Linked DNA regions of Mus musculus: region 1 is linked to region 2. The links are chromatin contacts, found by POLR2A ChIA-PET in ENCODE. All regions are on one chromosome and are shown on one strand. The core of a region is the stretch at or near the end of the contact, and the rest is flanking DNA. Distances in the headings are between cores, read along the strand shown. Region 1 holds the start of Ddx1 (DEAD box helicase 1). Region 2 has its middle 34 kb from the start of Ddx1.

The links. ChIA-PET counts read pairs that join two places held with the same protein, here RNA polymerase II (POLR2A).
Region 1: POLR2A ChIA-PET joins it to region 2 with 12 read pairs in Patski. The contact joins the promoter of Ddx1 here to the enhancer-like site in region 2. POLR2A ChIA-PET finds 5 or more read pairs at or near these places in 2 of 5 experiments (Patski and embryonic stem cell).

The regions. Positions count from the first base shown.
Region 1 is chr12:13,247,447-13,250,614 of GRCm38, forward strand. Ddx1 (DEAD box helicase 1) reads right to left here and starts at 1,728. Exons shown (of 26, transcript NM_134040.1): 1 at 1,658-1,728. The coding sequence starts at 1,673.
Region 2 is chr12:13,214,002-13,217,319 of GRCm38, forward strand. No RefSeq gene overlaps it. Among named protein-coding and RNA genes, the nearest start is that of Ddx1, 34 kb to the right of the region's middle. Within about 2 kb of position 1,567, at least 1 of the 3 ENCODE cell types and tissues checked has a DNase peak (open chromatin) inside an H3K27ac peak, as active enhancers do.

The sequences.
Region 1 (3,168 bases), core at 478-2,977, 34 kb after region 2:
ATCATTCAAGTGAAATCAGTTATAGGTAGATGCTAAACCTTCCCTTGCTCAGACAAACTAATTGAGCCATAAAGATGAACAACAAGATTGACTTGCCTAACAACTATGCCAGTTAAGAGTCTAGTTACATTCTGTCTCCTAGAATGAAAACTACTGGGAAAAGGGGGGCAATGGGCCAGGCTCAGTGGCACTTGCCACCAAGCCTGAAGACCCAAGTCCCTGGTCCCACAAGGTGGGAGAGGACCAACTCTAGCAAGCTGACTTGACCTCTGCTTGGAAAGACCCCTGTTCCCCTGACATGGAGATATAAATAGCAATGTAGAAAAAAAAAAAAAAAAAAGAAAGTGATGGTCTAAAATATGCTACACACAGAATATTGCAAGGTGCGTGCAAGACTGTCACAAACAGCAACCACGAATTGCTTGGCAAATTTTAGGCTGTATCTTACAGGATCCTGGTCATTTGCTAGGTCTATTTTCTACAGAAAACTTGTCTTTCACAGTTTAACAGTTAAACTCTTTAAGGAGAAACAGATACATATTCAAATTCTTCTACTTTTGTTCATATCAGAATATTGTCTTGTCCTTAAATTTGTGCATTTCTCCCAAAAATGTGTGCCTATAAAACAATGACCTACAACCCCCTGACAGATCTCGGGGCTAAAAATTGTGTTAAGTGACAGAATTCCTCTCAGAAGTGACTTTAAAAGAAATGCTTTCCCCTGAAGCCTGAGATTTGGAATTCCTGATATTCTTACAGGAGAAAAAGGAAACAGCCAACAATAGTATAATGTCGTTTAAATAGGTTAATAACACAAAAAGATAGTACATTTAATTTTATCTGTTCATTTACATATGTGTATGTGTACATATATATGTATATATTTATGTACATATGCACATATGTATGTATTGAGAAGGAAAGACGATATTTAGTATATTCAAGGCTGGTTGGAACTTTCCAAATTGTGTGTGGGTGGTAAGAGGTTAATAGAGAAAACAAGAAATATTAACTGGTGGGTTCAGTACCCCATCCCAAATCCTGTTTGGTATCACAAAGCAAGTAACTAATTCTCAAAAATTATATTTAGTCCGTGAGGAAAAAAATATTTTTCTTTAGCTTTGCCATTCAATGCTAACTCTCGAAGTGTCCAGCTTCCCGAATGCCGATCATTTTTACTATCAGCAGCTTTATGTATTCATGTATTTATTTATTTATTTTGTAAAGACCTAGGGGGATAAATCCAAGCAGGACAACATCATCTTTGCCCCAAATGTCCCCTTCCCCCACGCTCAGCGGCTGCTCATCCTGGCCAGGACCCGAGACAGAAAAGGGTTCCCAACAGTCACCGCCACGTCAGAGAGGCAGAAAACTGGACCAGGCGAGCGCAGACGCCACGGGACGCGACAGGTGAGTGCTCGGCGGGAAAGCCGAAGGCAGAAGGGAGGAAGGAGAAGCCGCTTAGCAAAGACTCCCGGGCGCTGCCGGCGGGGAAAAGCCCGGCCTGAACCCACCGTCCCTGCCCCACCGCGCAGGGCCCCAGGCGGAGACAGCTCTCCCACCATCCCACCGACCCCACTGCCACAGCAGCACACTCCACCCGCTCCCTGTGGGTCGAGGCGACTCGTTCGTAACCCTTTAGCTTCCCACAACGAACCGGAGAAGGCCGCCATCTTCCCGCACTCCTCCGCTGCGGGCCCGGGCGATTCCCTCCTTCCAGACACGCCGGGGCCGCGGCGGCGCGCGCTTCCGGCTCGAGCTCTTCGGTGTTCCGATTCCGGACGAGGATACAGACCCAGGAGAAAGGTTCCGAGGACGAAAAGACCCTCCGGGTGGTTCACTCAGGGCCTGTAGACTTTGCTTTCCCTAATAGCCAAGCCCTGTTATTGATATCCATCTTCAGAGTTACGATGTACCCAGAGGAAGTCGTGTGATACTGAGATCTCAAACAATGGATCAGGCTGTCCTGATAGTAAAACTGGGCCCTCTGACTTCAATCTCACAAGGATGAGCAGAGCCAAGCAGTTTGGGAATGACTTAAGAATACATTGAATTCATTGCCCAGCCAACCAAGACTAGCGAGTGTTCGTAACCCACAGGACCTGTTAAATATTTTTATTGGAAAAATTAGTGGTATATGTTCCTTTCATTCAACCATGTTTAATGTAGCTCTGACATTTCAGGCGTGACAGGCAAATTATTTTAAGTACCCCCTCCCTTTAGAGAGCTGGATCAGTAAAGGGATTATGGCTCATCTCCATACTATGTAAGGGGTGTGTTGGAGTCATCAGATAAACAACTAAGATTCGGGAATGTTAATAGATTATGTAATGCCACAGACAATGGCAATCGGGGATCTACCTAACTCTAAGGACCATTCTGTGCTCTCTGTAGCCTGTCCAGAAATTGGGGAGAAACAGGAAACCTTTAGGCAACTTAGGGCTAGAAGCACAAACTTGAGAGACAGATATCATGGGTTTGAATTCTAGCCCTGCTACAGGCTAGCTGTGCGATCCTAAAATCGTAGAACTTCTCTGCGCTCCAGTTCATTCATCTATAAAATAGATGATAAATATTAACATGAATGGATATATCATGATGGATAGATATGTGATAAGCTCGTGGTGAGTATTAAGTAAAATACATAAAGTGGATGGAAATAGGGCATGCCTGCTCCAAGGTATAGTTAAGAAGAAGGGTTTTGTTGTGGATATGGTAGAGAATACAGTCAGAAGCATCTAGAAAAGTCCAGAGTAGAAAAAATGGTGGCATGAAGGTGGCCAGCAGAATAGACTTGGCCATGAGAGGAGAGAGGGAGGGACAGTGAGAGAGGAAGAGAAGAGAGAAGGGCAAGAAGGGATCTAGAGAACCAAGAACACCAAGAAGGCAAGAAAGACCAAGAGAACCAAGCAAGCCAAGAGAGGAAGAAGAACCAGGAGAGCACATGGCTAAAATGGCAGAGCACATAGCTAAAACGGCAGGGGTTGATTTAGAAGCTGGGGGAGGGAAGGGAAGCCCCTGGGTTGGAGAGGTTTAGGGTAGGAGGGGGGCAGGGTGAGAAGAGCAGAGAGGAAACACAGGTGCTGAGTGAGCTGAGAGGCCATTGTGAGCTATGATATGCGACACCACAGTTAGCCTTTTGTTCCAGGGTCGTTGGGACCTGACACA
Region 2 (3,318 bases), core at 317-2,816:
GCTATTCAGTCATAGTAGAAGGTATATAGCTGGAGAGAAGCCATTCACTGATAGCAGAAGGTATATAGCTGGAGAGAAGCTATTCAGTGATAGCAGAAGGTATATAGCTGGAGAGATGGCTCCCACTTAAGAGCATTTGTTGATCTTGCAAAGGACCTGGGTTTGGTTCCAGCACCTATGTTGGCTCAAGTCATGTATAACGCCAGTTCCAGGAGATACAATATCATCTTAAGAGCTCTACAGGTACCAGGCACATAAAATATGCAAACACATCAAAGAAAGTTTAAAAAAAAAGATAGGAAGGAAGAAAGGAAGAAAAATAGAAGTTACTTGCTGAGAAGGGAGATTCTGAAAGACCATCCACGTTTTGAGTGTTCACATAAGTCCCCATGAGCTGCCATATGAAGTGACTAGGCTCATTGTCCAAGCTGTGCAAGCCCACACATCCTGCCCTTGTCCTCACCCATACCCACCCACAGGCAGGCAAGTCCACCAGGGCCATTCCACAAATTTCTAGCATGCTCTCCAGGGGCAATGGTGTAATTCCTGGGATCAGCTGCATAGGAGGCAAGAAAGCCGGTGGGTGTCAGCAATTAGTTAATGTGATACCCACCTCACTTCGTTCAGAGCTGGCCTTTCAGAGACAGGCAAAATCAAAGGAAATGACTGAGAAAAAGCACTCCAAGTTCTGGAGATGTTAATGAGCACAGCAATTAGCGTAAGCACGATCCTGACATGTATGGAAAATCTTTATACGGAGAAGTCTCCAATGGTGGGCCCAAGAGAAGGCGTGGGGTGGGGGGTAGTCCACCATACTGTGACAGGAGGAACCACCCAGGCACTAGCCATGTGGGGCCAATTCGCTAAGGAAAAAAAAAATTCCAATTCACACTTCTTGGCCTTCAAGATCTAGGTAAAAAAAAAAGCCACAGACTCTGACAAATGTAATGGGGAAATAATTCCTTGGAATCTGTGAATTTGCTTAGATGGAAAAGAGGCAAGTCAGGTAATCCTTAAGTGACCCCAAGTGGTAAAAATACACCAACACATGTGTTCAGGCCTTTGTGGGTATTCACAGCGCGACACTAGCACCACCTAGTGTACAGAACTGGGAAGTGAGCCACAAACCCACACACCCTGACTCTGGTTGTCTCCATTAGCACATAGGTTTTATTCTGCAGTGTTTTCTTGGTGCTGGGTTGTGAGCCAGTGGGAAAACGAGTAACAATTTATGGATGGACACACATTACAAGATTTGTTATTACAGTCTACAGTACTAATACCAATATTTTAAGTAAACAGTATGTAATGATACGGATATGATCCAATTTCTCCAAATTGCCTGGCTTTTAATGCCAAACAAAATATCTCAAACTGTAGTCTGAGACTGTAAGCCGGTCCTCGCTCAAGCATGTCTCAGGGTTCTTTAGCAAGCGCTTGTAAGTCTGACTGTGGCTAAGCATGCCATCTCATGAACTTTAAATGGCTTCTACAGGGCTTTCTTGCTAGCCCCCTTTACAACAATTTCCTCACAGTAAAAGATCAGAATCAGTTCCCACCAGTCCAGTACCACTTTGTCTAAACACAGAATTTCCCTTTATGTCCAGTCAGACTTTAAGCAGCTAACATCTGCGAGCAGCCAGGGAATCACAATATGTGGGGAAGGAAAAGCCAAACTCATGATGGCCATCACTACTTCAACACTCAAGTAATAGTCTCTCCTCCTCTAATCAGTTTCTATCCGAGATTCTCTACAAAACCCTGAATGCACACTCATGCACATGTGCATGCATGCATGCATAGGGATGGATCAGGCTCCACTTAAAACAGCTTGCTAGCATCACCTGGGACACCCAAGGCCTACTCCATCCAGAGCAGTCACGGCAGAGTTCCTGGAGGCAAGGTCTAGACAGACCCTGCACTTCATTTAAGGAATCTGGCTCTCATGTCCTTTGGGCCATCTTTAGGGTAAAAATTTGCCATGAGAAAAGCTCTGAGAGCTACTTCTGTGTTTCTCTCAGTGGTCCTGGGTTCTGTCCTTGAACTAACAGACTCTGATGTGAGTAGGTTAAAGAGAAGTCTGTAACTCTTATTGGGTCCTGCAGACCTCCTAGATTGCAAAATCTTTCAGATTTCTCTCAATAGTTTAACTAGAAGTGGAATATCAGAAACAAAGAAACTAAGGCTTTAAAGAATTTTAAATGAATCTAAAACAACTGAACAGAAATTGACAGCAAAATACTCAATCTTTTCCTCCCTTAAAGGAACCAACCCCCTACAGTGCCCTCTCTCCCTATAAATCCCATCCCTCCTCCCCACCCCACCCCCCAGGAACCCCCTTTAGTTCCCTCATCTCTTCCTCCCTTGAAAGACATCCTTCACAATAGCAAACTAGTATCCCTCCCTTTCCTTCCTGGACCATTGCATTTTTGTTCCAATAGTCCCTCCTCCACTCCCACGAAACCAGATCACTTCGGGACTGCTACTAGTCCTTTGGAAAATGACATTATCTAGTCAAACGATAAGATTGCTGTAAGGAAATCTACCCTGGGTTTCCTTGTGCATTTACTCTTTTTTTTAATTTATTTAATGTATCTTATCAAATGACAATGAAGCACATAATTTCTCTAAGTCAAAACAAGGCAAGGAATGTGACGAAATGGTTCTACCCATTTCCAATTGGCCAGGAACCAATTCTTTTCTTTCTTTTTAAATCTGGGGCAGACTGAGTCATTGCCACATAGTTCTACCTTGAAAAGGGAAAAAAAGAAAAAAGAAAAAAAGACCGACTTCAAGCTTAGATCTTAGTTTATATTTAGCTTATAACCCATAATATAGTGGCCGGGTGGGGGTAGGAAGGGTGGGGGTGGTGGCAGTCACAGGGAAGGAGCAGGGTACAGAGTCAAGTGGGAAGTGCCTCCTATCTGCTTCTCACTAGCACTGATCTATACTCTATAAACACACAGCAAGGTTTAAGTACAACAAGTTCTATTTTAATTCATAAAATATATTCCACAAGGCTCTTCCTGGGTTGTTAGTGTGACTGTCAATCAGCACAACCCCTTCAGAAAGTAATCTGGCACTGGCGGTCTGGTCCTGGAAAATATCCAGTGTTCAGTCTTGAATTCAGTGTTCAAGACAACATTCTGAGAAGGTACGCACTGCAGCACTGTACAAGGACAATGGAAATAATGTAAATAACAAGAAATACGGTACGAGTGCCCCTCATCTACTGAACTTTCGCAGAACGCCTGATAGGCTGCTGAATAATGCACATTCTTTTCCTTTTCATGAAGGAACCACAGCTTAGAGAAGCTG